Regions from separate parts of the Homo sapiens genome. Here region 1 is linked to region 2. The links are chromatin loops, found by intact Hi-C in ENCODE. Cell type or tissue: OCI-LY7. All regions are shown on one strand.

Region 1 (5,000 bases), 260 kb after region 2:
GGCTGGGCAGGGACCTGGGCACAGGGGAGCTGGGCCGGGGGCACACAGGAGGCTCTCCATAAACAAAAGAAGGAGCCCATCGGCAGCCATCCGCTTGGGGCTGGGAGGGAGCGGACAGGTCCACTCCTCGGCAACACCCAGCCTGCTGGTGCCCCTGTCCAAGCGATTCCTAGAGAGCTCCTCTGACTATCACCATGGCTATTCTTCTCCCAGCTCTTAGTGAGGCCCCAGGTGCCACCTCAGCCCTAACCCCCTTGTCTGTACCCAGATGTGGACACATACTCTCCCCATGCATGCCCAGATGCAGACACACCCGTCACCTCTACCTAGATGTGGACACACCCCCCAATGCGTGCCCAGATGTGGACACCCCCCCATGTGTGCCCAGATGCAGACACACCCCCCATGCCTGCCCAGATGCAGACACACCCATGTCACCTCTGCCCAGATGCAGACACACCCCGTCACCTCTGCCCAGATGTGGACACCCCCCCATGCGTGCCCAGATGCAGACACACCCCTGTCACCTCTGCCCAGATGTGGACACACCCCTCCCCATGCGTGCCCAGATGCAGACACACCCATGTCACCTCTGCCCAGATGTGGACACAGCCCTGTTACCTCTGTCCAGATGTGGACACGCCCCCCATAGCTGCTCAGATGCAGACACAACCTCCTCGCTTCTGCCCAGATATGGAGTCATGGGTACCCTGTCCCCCCAGTGGGTCTCTTGTGTCCCCACCTTCTCTTGACCTCTTCTCACCACCACAAGGTGTTGCAGGAAGTCAGGGACTGCGAACAGAGGGACCTGCTGAAGCCGTGACAGAAGAACATAAATTGTGAAGATTTCATGGACATTTATCACTTCCCCAATCAATGCTCTTATAATTTCCTATGCCTGTCTTTACTTTAATCTCTTAATCCCGTCATCTTCGTAAGCTGAGGATGTATGTTGCCTCAGGACCCTGTGATGATTGCATTAACTGCACACATTGTTCGTAAAGCATGTGTGTTTGAACAATATGAAATCTGGGCACCTTAAGAACAGGATAACAGCAATTTTCAGGGAACAAGGGACAATCGTAAAGTCTGGCTGCCTGGGAGCCGGGTGGAACAGAGCCATATTTCTCTTATTACCAAAACGGATAAGATAAATATCGCTGAATTCTTTCCCCAGTAAGGAATATTAATAATTAACAGCCCGGGAAAAGAATGCATTCCCGGGGCGGGGGGGGGGCCCTCTAAAATGGCCACTCTGGGGGTGTCTGCCATATGCAGTTGCAGATGAGGGATGAAACACACCCTGGCCTCCTGCAGTGCCCCCAGGCTTGCTAGGATTAGGAAATTCCAGCCTGGCGAATTCTAGTCAGATGGGTTCTCTGCTCTTGAACCCTGTTAAGATGTTTATCAATGACAATGCAAGCACAGTGGGACATGGAAGTTCATTAGTGGTTGTAGTTTCGCCCTGACCTTGTGATCTCACCCTGACCTTCTGCCTTGTGATCTTCTGTTGCCCTTGGAGCATGTGATCTCTGTGACCCACACCCTATTCGTACACTCCCTCCCCTTTGAAAATTGCTAATAAAAACTTGCTGGTTTTACGGCTCACGGGGCATCATGGAACCTGCTGACATGTGATGTCTCCCCCAGACACCCAGCTTTAAAATTTCTCTCTTTTGTACTCTTTCCCTTTATTTCTCAGACCGACCGACACAGGGAAAATAGAAAAGAACCTACGTTGAATTATCGGGGGTGGGTTCCCCCGATAACAAGGCTCTGCAAGGATGGTGGCTTTCAGTTTCCAAAAATGTTTCCTAAGCATCAGAGCAGGCTTTCGGAGTGGGAGGTGAAGATGTGGCTCTTCCTGGGCCCGAGGCCTCTTCTCCCTGACTGAGCGCAGTGTCTGCGTCTCTCACTGATGACCGCCTTTCTCGGCTTCTGACCAGGACTGTTTTGAGTTCTCAGTCTCTCGCACAGCCCATTTGCATAGGACTGGGGGGACACCAGGTCTTGTAGCTCACGCCTCCCAGTGGCCACCTCTGAAATTGGGAGGCCTCTTGCTGGGAGACACCAGGAGCATCTGCAGCCAGTGCGCTCTTTCCAGAAAGCCCTTTACCTGTGGCTTAGACGGTGCCCTATTTCTCACTGGGAACTGCCCGTCTTTCTGTTCTGAGTGGTGGTTTCCAGGCAGAGCCCCTGCCTGTCTATGCAGTGGGCACTCACTCTGTGGGGACCTCTGGGACTTGTTCACCCCGAGCCTGGGTACCCAACCTGCCCTGGCCAGCAAAGCCCCTCGGTAAATCTTGTGAGATGCTGAATAAACTCCAGCACCAGCTCGGTCATTGGGCCTCTCACGGCCTGTCTAGCAGCTCGTTTGGACCTGCCCTCAGCCTGGCCAGGCCCGCCTCACCAGCCACCTGCCTCAGGCTCCTCTCAGAGGGCTCTGAAGAGCACAGCTGGTTTGAAAGTTAACGGAATTAGTGGTGGGAACTGTGTCCCTCAGGAGGACTTGGGGGCAGGTGTGACAGAGGACCCTGGGGCAGACCTGGATGCTTCCTGCCTTTAACAGTCATCCTGTGCATTGAAATTCAACCCCCAAATTGAAATAACGATGCAGCCAACATGCTCAGCCTTTGTGCATGAAATCCTAGGCGAGCAGAGAAACGAGCTGGGGATCTTCTTGCAGGCTCACAACTGGGCCCCACCCTCTTTTAGGCAGGGGGAGGTTTTAGCCCTAACACCAGCCCCAGAGGGCCTTGCTGAGGCCTTCATGGTCAGCTCGCTGGCTTGGGGTGGTCTGATTAAATGCCAGGCGAAGGCCGTGTGGGCCTCGAGACGGAGGGAGGGAAGAGGGCGTGCACTGGAGACAGCATCTGACCAAGTGAATGTGTTTGTCCCTTTGTTATTCCGGAACCGCTCAGGTGGACCTGACTTGTTTTGTCGCTTTCTTTGGGGAAAGCCAGATGTTTGAGTTGTTTTGTATTGTTTTCCTTCAAGTTCGAGTTGATTATCTCTAATCACATACTTGCAAGCAAACGCTCTTTAATAGAGGCCTATTAATATGCTTTCTATTTTTTGCTGTGCTCAGTTTTATAGATTTCCCCAAGTAAGGTTCATTTTTGCCATTTAAGGAAAGGAAACAAAGACAGAGCTTCCTAATTATCCTCAGTAATTATTTTCAATAATATCCTTGAGTATACGATATCCTCTCGCGTTTTCTGAACAGACTTCACATTCTTCTTCTTTTCTTCTTCCTTTGGAAAACATCGTGACACTCCCAGCTGGCCAGCTCAGCGTCCCTGGAAGGGAAGGGACAACTGAAGTTCACCTCAGGACGGTGGAGCCCACATCATAACTGCACCCAGGTGGCCACAGCGAACGACACCACCCTCCGTGGCTGGGACACCCGGAGCATGAGGTCAGTGAGCCCACCCGGCGCAGGCCCCACTTCCTTTCCTCCCTCACCGAGCAGAACCGGGATGATGGTGGAGCTGATGGTGAGCCACATGCCTTTGGGGGCGCATGGTTTGTCTTTATCTCGTTTTTGTAGGAAATCATAAATCTTCATCTTGTTTCTTCACCCCAAATTAAGCTAGCACATCCACTGCAATGGAACCGGTGCACCTCGGTGGCTGTTTAATGTTCCATATTGATATCTCTGCATTAGCAGGAGTTTATTATGAAAACTAGGAATTGGGGCTTTTGTAACACTGAGCGAGATGGGGACCACAGGGTGCCCGTGTCTGATGAGCCGCTGCAGGCTGACAGCTGCAGTCCCCAGGTTAAGTCTCTCCTGGGGTCGTCCTTGACCATAGCTGTGCCTTCTGGAGACACACCTATAGGGCAATCATATTTTGTCATTTAAGTAATTATACCCAACAGCCAGCAGCTCTAATGGAACAAATAAGAGCGAGTTTTCCGTTCCAGTTGTGATTTTGATAGGCAAAGGAGTGATGGTAGCACGTCTGTTGCTGTGGCAACGGAAGCCCACACAAGCTTTTTTAAGATACAGTTTATCCCCTCAGCACACCATAATTTATCACCGAGCTGAAAAGACGGATGTCATGCAATAACTCGTGTTGATTCCAGGGTGGGGGCACAACTTTAGGTTTAGTTCCAAGGCCCCTCTGAAAACTCAGGGGCTAATAAAGAATCACTTGCCACTTCCTCCTTTGTGCACGTCCGTGCAGAGGGCTTGTTTGGTTTCCTAATCAGAAGCTGGAAACCACAGACTCAGCCCGTGATGAACGTCCTGCTGAAATCCATTTCTCCATGTCCTGTGGTCATCGTGTCCTTTGTCTGCATGGTTTTTTGAAGGATGTGAAGAATTTCAGTATCTGAAAACAAGAAACTCAAAGACTGACGTTACAGACCAAACAAATAAGCAAACAAAAAGATGCCCGTGGCTTTGATGGGTGACATCTGGCAGTGGCCTCATTTTGCCCGTGTTGTGTCTGTGGTGAGGACGTGCCAGCGCAGCACAGAGGGTCCTGGCGCCTTCTCATTGACTGTCATTTCTCCTTTTGCAAGCAGCTTTGGTTTGCATGGAGCCAGGATGCCTTTGGTGCTTTTTTAGGTGGTATGATGCTTTTGTGTGACAGTTACTGGTGATGGAGCATGCAGTAACCTTTAGTTAATACATCGTGCACGTGCGACTGTCCATCTAGTTCCCCGGGAATTTGCCAAGTTTTAAATTTTCTACCTTTGCCTGTTTCCCTTGAAAGATTTAAAAGTTTAGGTATTATATTTTAGGGAAGAAATATTAAGATATTGCAAAGGTGCAGGATATAAAAACCAGAAGATTTAAAAGTGGTTTAGGGCCGGGAGTTCTAATGTGAGAGAAAAAGATGAAAGGAATTGAGTTCCTCTACTTTGGAGAGCAGAGAACAATGATGGTCTTCAGATAAAGGAAGCAAATTACAAGGCACAGAAGTTTCCCATTGCTCATCAGCCCCATTGAGGCCTGCGGTGAGGAAGGTAAATGATGCAGGAGTGATTTC
Region 2 (5,000 bases):
ATTCCTCATCGCTCTGCCCTGCCTGTGGTGGTCTGGCCCGTGGCCCCTCCTCAAGGGCAAGGCCTGGCAGCACAGTCTCACTGTCCATCTGCCCACTCATGCCGGCCCATCACAGCCACTTGCTGGACGCTGAGCGGACCCAGTCACCCTTTCCAGGTGTGAGCAACGCGGTCTCCGTGCAGGAAGGTCTTGCCAAAGTCACGTGGGACACAGTGGTAGCTTGTCTCAAGTCCCCAGCAAACCCGGGCTCTCTCCAGGATGACAGTGATCGCCGCATTTATTGAGCGAGCTGTGTGCGGCAGGCCCTGCACTAAATGCTCCCCTGCATTCTCGCACTTAGCTATAAGCACGCGGTCAGCAGTAACTATGGCCACCAATGGTGTTTTTCTTCTTACTTACTCATCGTATAATCCCAGAGGTACTTTTATTTCTTTATTCTTCTACATGTTCCATTTCCTCCAAACTGGGACTGGAGTTACTGGCTTGCTAATTGGGATGTTACAAAGAAAGACAGACAAGTACAATTCCAGTTTGGTAGGAAGGAAAAAACAAAAAAAACCCAAAACGACTCTCTCCAGTCTAGTACCTTCGAGTACAGCTCATTAAAACTAATTTTATTCAAGGCCTGACGCCCATGACGAGCCAGACAGCACATGCCTCGGTCTCCTTTCCCACGCCTTCCTGCTGCCTGTCTCTGCTGTCTAGCTGTGCGAGTGCGAGCATGTGTGTGTAAGCGTGTGTGAGCATTGTGTATGAGTGTGAGCGTGTGTGTGAGCATGTGTGTGTGTGGACGTGTGTGTGTGAGCTCCCTCACACAGGGGAGGGCTTTGTGACCTGGCATGGGGGCACTCGGGGCGGCTGAGGTTGCAGCTGGGACGGACATGGCACCCCAGATGCAGCTGTGGGGCCTGCACACCCTGGGCTGGCCCTGATCTGAGAAGTTTAGGGGAGCAGCCCTGCTTTCCAACAGAGGCTGCACTCACCAGCTTGCACCAGCTCGGGGAAAAGTAGCAGCTGCCCCCCTAGGCTTCTCTGGGGAAGGAAGTAGGCTTCCGAGCACCCATCATGCTGGGCAATGTCTGTTCTAATCCCACACATGTCCCACCTTTGGTTTCAAGTAAACAAAAGGCAGGCTTTGACTTTCTTGTTATCAGCCCGGCAGTGTCACTGGGTCATTCCAGTGCCCCACTCACGCCACTGATGCTCCAGGCTGAGGCGGCCACCACAGAGAGCGCAGGGTGGGGGCGTGGTGGGGGCGCAGCACTCACTGCTAGTGGGCGATGCCGTGGCCAGCCGCATCACCCTAACCGCTCTTTCAGTGCTCAGGGCCAGGGGTCAGTGTTTCTGAAGATAATCTAGTATGACAAAAGACAGGTTTTTACGAAACCAAGCCATGCTCTTTGATGGGAAGTTACTTTAGGCATGGCTCTTCCCAAAGAGCACGTGCACAGGCCTGGGAGCCGTGTGAGAGGAAGCTGGATTCCAGGCCGGGGGCAGGCGCGGCAGAGAAGGGATCTCGGGGGCCCCTGCACCCGCCGGCAGCCACTCCCACCAGCTCAGCAACAGTAGCGCTCGCCAGTCCCTCAGGTGTGAACATGACACGTGTCTGTGTGTCCGGGCTGCAGTTGGGGGAAGAATTCTGGGGCACTTCAGGGGGCCCATCGTCAATACAGCAGATGAGGATTTGGGATTGTGTTACAAAGTTTCCTTAGGTTGACGGTTACTTAATGACTTTATTTACTGAAGAGGAAACAGCCCTTCACAGGTAAAATGGCCAAAAGAAGCTCCTCAAGAGAGCTTAACCTACTCTCCAGATCCTGTGGATTTGGCTTTTGTAAAGGACATGAATGACTTACTTCCAGGGACAAGTCTATTTTAGCTCAATCTTCACCATTTCTTTTCAGCAGCCACACGTGTTTACAGGCCGTGAAACTAGATTTACAACCATTCTGCAACCAGCAAGGACTTCTGCAGTCTAATTTCAGCAAGACGGAAGGTAGCTGATGCAGCTGCGTGCTCCTTTCCATCATGTGCGGAGCCACGGCGGGTTCTGATGTGCATACTGGCGAGCTGTGGGGACACCAGGAGGGAAGTGGCCTCCCAGGGGCACCCGGGGGAGGGGGGGCCCAAGCCACCTAAGGTGGCAGGCACCTGCATCCATATGGTCTGCCAGTGCAGGTGCCCTAAGGCTACAGTGAGGCCTAAGGAGAGGAAGAAGTATTTAAAAAGTGAAGATAGTGACATTTTCAATGCTTTATAATACATGCCACTGTGCATTATAGCATATCATGCAGATTTATCCAGGGCTAAAACGTATGAATACATTTCATTGCTAAGAAGTTAAATTGGTATTTATTTCACTGTAATAAAAATGTTATTCAAGATAATTAAATGGCTGATTAAATAACTCATTGTTAGCCCATATACATAATTTAATTAACAGGATACCCCATATTATTAAGATCACACACTGTTGCAATACCCTGTATGCTCACTAGATGGCAAGAGAGTGCATATGCTTGGCTTGGCTTTAATTGCAACATTTTTGCCTCCTTTTTTTAACTCATGAAAATGAAAGCTTAAGCTGAACTTTCAAATTAAATCATGTCCATTGTAAAAGTATTTTTGAAATGCAATAATATGTTCTGTACTGAGTCCCAGCAATACAGGAAGAAGACTCACATTCGGAGCCTGGTGGTGGTGTTACTACCACAGTGCCACAAAGAAAAGCCCATTCCGTCGTTTTCTATTAATGTGTCTTAAAATGCAAATGAAAGCCCGCCAGTGGAACAGGGAACTTTCCTCCCTGGGGAGTTTTAGCCCCATGATTAGTGAAACGTCAGTCCTGTGAATTTATAATTGATTCTTCATGTCTTTGCATAAGAATGTTCCGGCAAGCTGGTGACTTTCAGGTGACGCTGACAATGCCCTCAGCAGGTGGAGGCCTACTGCGGACCGCCCAGACCGCCAGGTGGGGGTGTCAGGGCTGGCCACAGGCAGCACAGGGAGAATGGCCTGTTTTGGGAGGCAGAGGGGTCAGGCCGGGTGCTTCGGGGTCACCTGGTTGCTGGCCAAGCCTTGGGTGGTGAAGAGGCCACCAGGGCAGGGGAGCAGGAGGGCCTACTTTTCACTCCCACTCAGAGGTGGGCAAGCCCTGCTGCAGAAGCCAGAGGGGGCTGGAGAAGGGAAGGGGGCGGGTGGGAGGAGGGTGAGGACCAGAACAAAGCACCTGTGCGGGCCACCTGACCTCAGTGGGACTATCTCAGGAGTGGCAGCGGAAGAAAAACCTGCTCTGAGCAAAACCACAGAACTTGAAAACCGTAATTTCCTTTATCCAGTGTGTTGAAGGAGAGGAGAGAGCTGTGTGAATGTCAGAGCTGGGAGGGATTTCAGAGATCTCAGATCTATGCCCTTATTTTAAGGAGGAGGCTGAGGCTTGCAGTAGTGCGAGGCTGCGTCACGGTCGCTTGCTACCGAGGATGAACAGGACGCCGAGTCTCCTTGTGCGTCCAGCCTGACGTAGACGCAGAAGCGCAAAGGCAGCGGCCCCGCACTGGGCACTGGGGCTGCGCTAAAGCCGGGGTGCGGGCTGCACGTCTTCCTGATGGAATGCCTGAGCCACTGATGGCTGTGAATCTATACCCGCACCCAGCCTGCTCGGAGCAGTGCCCGGGGTCACAGTCACCTCTGGGGATGCTGCAGGGTCCGTGCATAAAGCAGGGCTGCCACTTCAGGGTTCATGACAGAGCCCGTGAGCACAGTTCTCCGCTGGTAAATTGCCTGCTCTGCCTTGCTGAAAATCAAGCTCAGGAATGACCTTGGCCCCATGAAAGCCGCATGGGTGTGGGAGTTAAGGTCGCTGTCTTCGAACAGCCCAGGAGGTGTTACGAGCACTGCTCCGGAGCGCCTGCTGCTAGCTGATTCCTGCAGTAGCTCTCAGTACGCACAGCTGGCTGCAGGGACACTAGCTCCACACAGGGCACCCTGATGCCCAGTGTGGGAGGTGAGCCAGGTGTGGGGTGCGTTCCAAACAAAGAGAGGAGCCAAAAAACACCGTTGCACAGGCTGGCGAGAGCCAGGAGACACGGAAAAACAGATGACAGCCTCAGTTCAGCTCCTTGATTTCTAAGCTGTTTCCCTGCGGGCTGAGAGCTCTGGGGTGACGTCCTAAGAAGGTCTTGTGGGGAAGCCTGTCTTCAGGTGTTGTAAGCATCAATCATAAAATCAAAACCATGAGGTGAAAAAAACACCCTCCACGAAGATAGGGAGAACAAAGGACACCTTCTGGGGATGGAGTTCAGAGAAAAATGGGGGAAAATGAACAATACTTTTAATTAAATCATTTAGACCCACATTTCAATAATGAAATCTGATCATCTAAATTCTACATTCTGTTGAAATTTCTTGCAGTAGAAATAAAGTACATATAGCCCCATAATGTGTCACTGGGCTCCCTGTTAAGCCAGTACTTAGCTGGCTTCTCTGCACGGCCGGTCCCTGCCAGCATCTATTATACCAGCGGCTCCCTCGCGGCTCCCACTGACCCCGCTCTTCCAGATCACATGGCAGCCCTGCTTGGCCACCCACGTACCTTCATCAGGAGCAGACAGTTTGCCATGGAGTACATCACCCGGCCCAGACGTGACCTCCACAGCCGGATAGAGGCTACAAGGTAAGAGCAGCCTGTAAGTGCACAAATAAATTCGAGGCTCTTTCTAGCCCTCAATTACTGGGTCCTGTGAATTCTAATTTAACTTTAAAAGATCCCTCTTGTTAACACCACTGGATTTCGGCCTGGAATGCTGAATATGCTGCAGGCTGCACTGAGGCAGAAAATACAGCACTCGCATTGGGACCAGAGGTGGCTTTGGGAAGAGACCCTCGGCATCAGAGAACCAGGAGGGTGGCTGCTCAGCATCAGCCCAGACACAAGGCCAAATGGTCCGACCGGGGGCCCCGTTTCCAAAGCCAGAACCCTGAGAAAAGGAGCAAAGCTGACA

Evidence for each region. Peaks named below come from ENCODE experiments on the same cell type or tissue, not always from the same donor. Only the 100,000 strongest peaks of a DNase experiment are listed, where the experiment ranks them.
Region 1: a loop joins it to region 2, with 2.3 times the contacts of the local background. A loop is called at or near these places in 3 of 110 quality-filtered maps.

The regions. Positions count from the first base shown.
Region 1 is chr2:3,195,299-3,200,298 of GRCh38, reverse strand. EIPR1 (EARP complex and GARP complex interacting protein 1) reads left to right here. Exons shown (of 9, transcript NM_003310.5): 6 at 3,282-3,418. Among named protein-coding and RNA genes, the nearest start is that of LINC01250, 72 kb to the right of the region's middle. RefSeq lists enhancers at 1,165-1,703, 1,867-2,161. In OCI-LY7, CTCF peaks have their summits at 1,846 and 2,051; a DNase peak (open chromatin) is centred at 4,188.
Region 2 is chr2:3,459,928-3,464,927 of GRCh38, reverse strand. It overlaps TRAPPC12 (trafficking protein particle complex subunit 12), which reads right to left. Exons shown (of 12, transcript NM_016030.6): 8 at 4,592-4,665. Among named protein-coding and RNA genes, the nearest start is that of TRAPPC12-AS1, 21 kb to the left of the region's middle. RefSeq lists enhancers at 3,373-4,240, 4,593-5,000. In OCI-LY7, a CTCF peak has its summit at 2,501 (motif pointing right); DNase peaks (open chromatin) are centred at 2,057, 2,507 and 2,807; H3K4me3 peaks cover 993 bases; H3K27ac peaks cover 1,696 bases.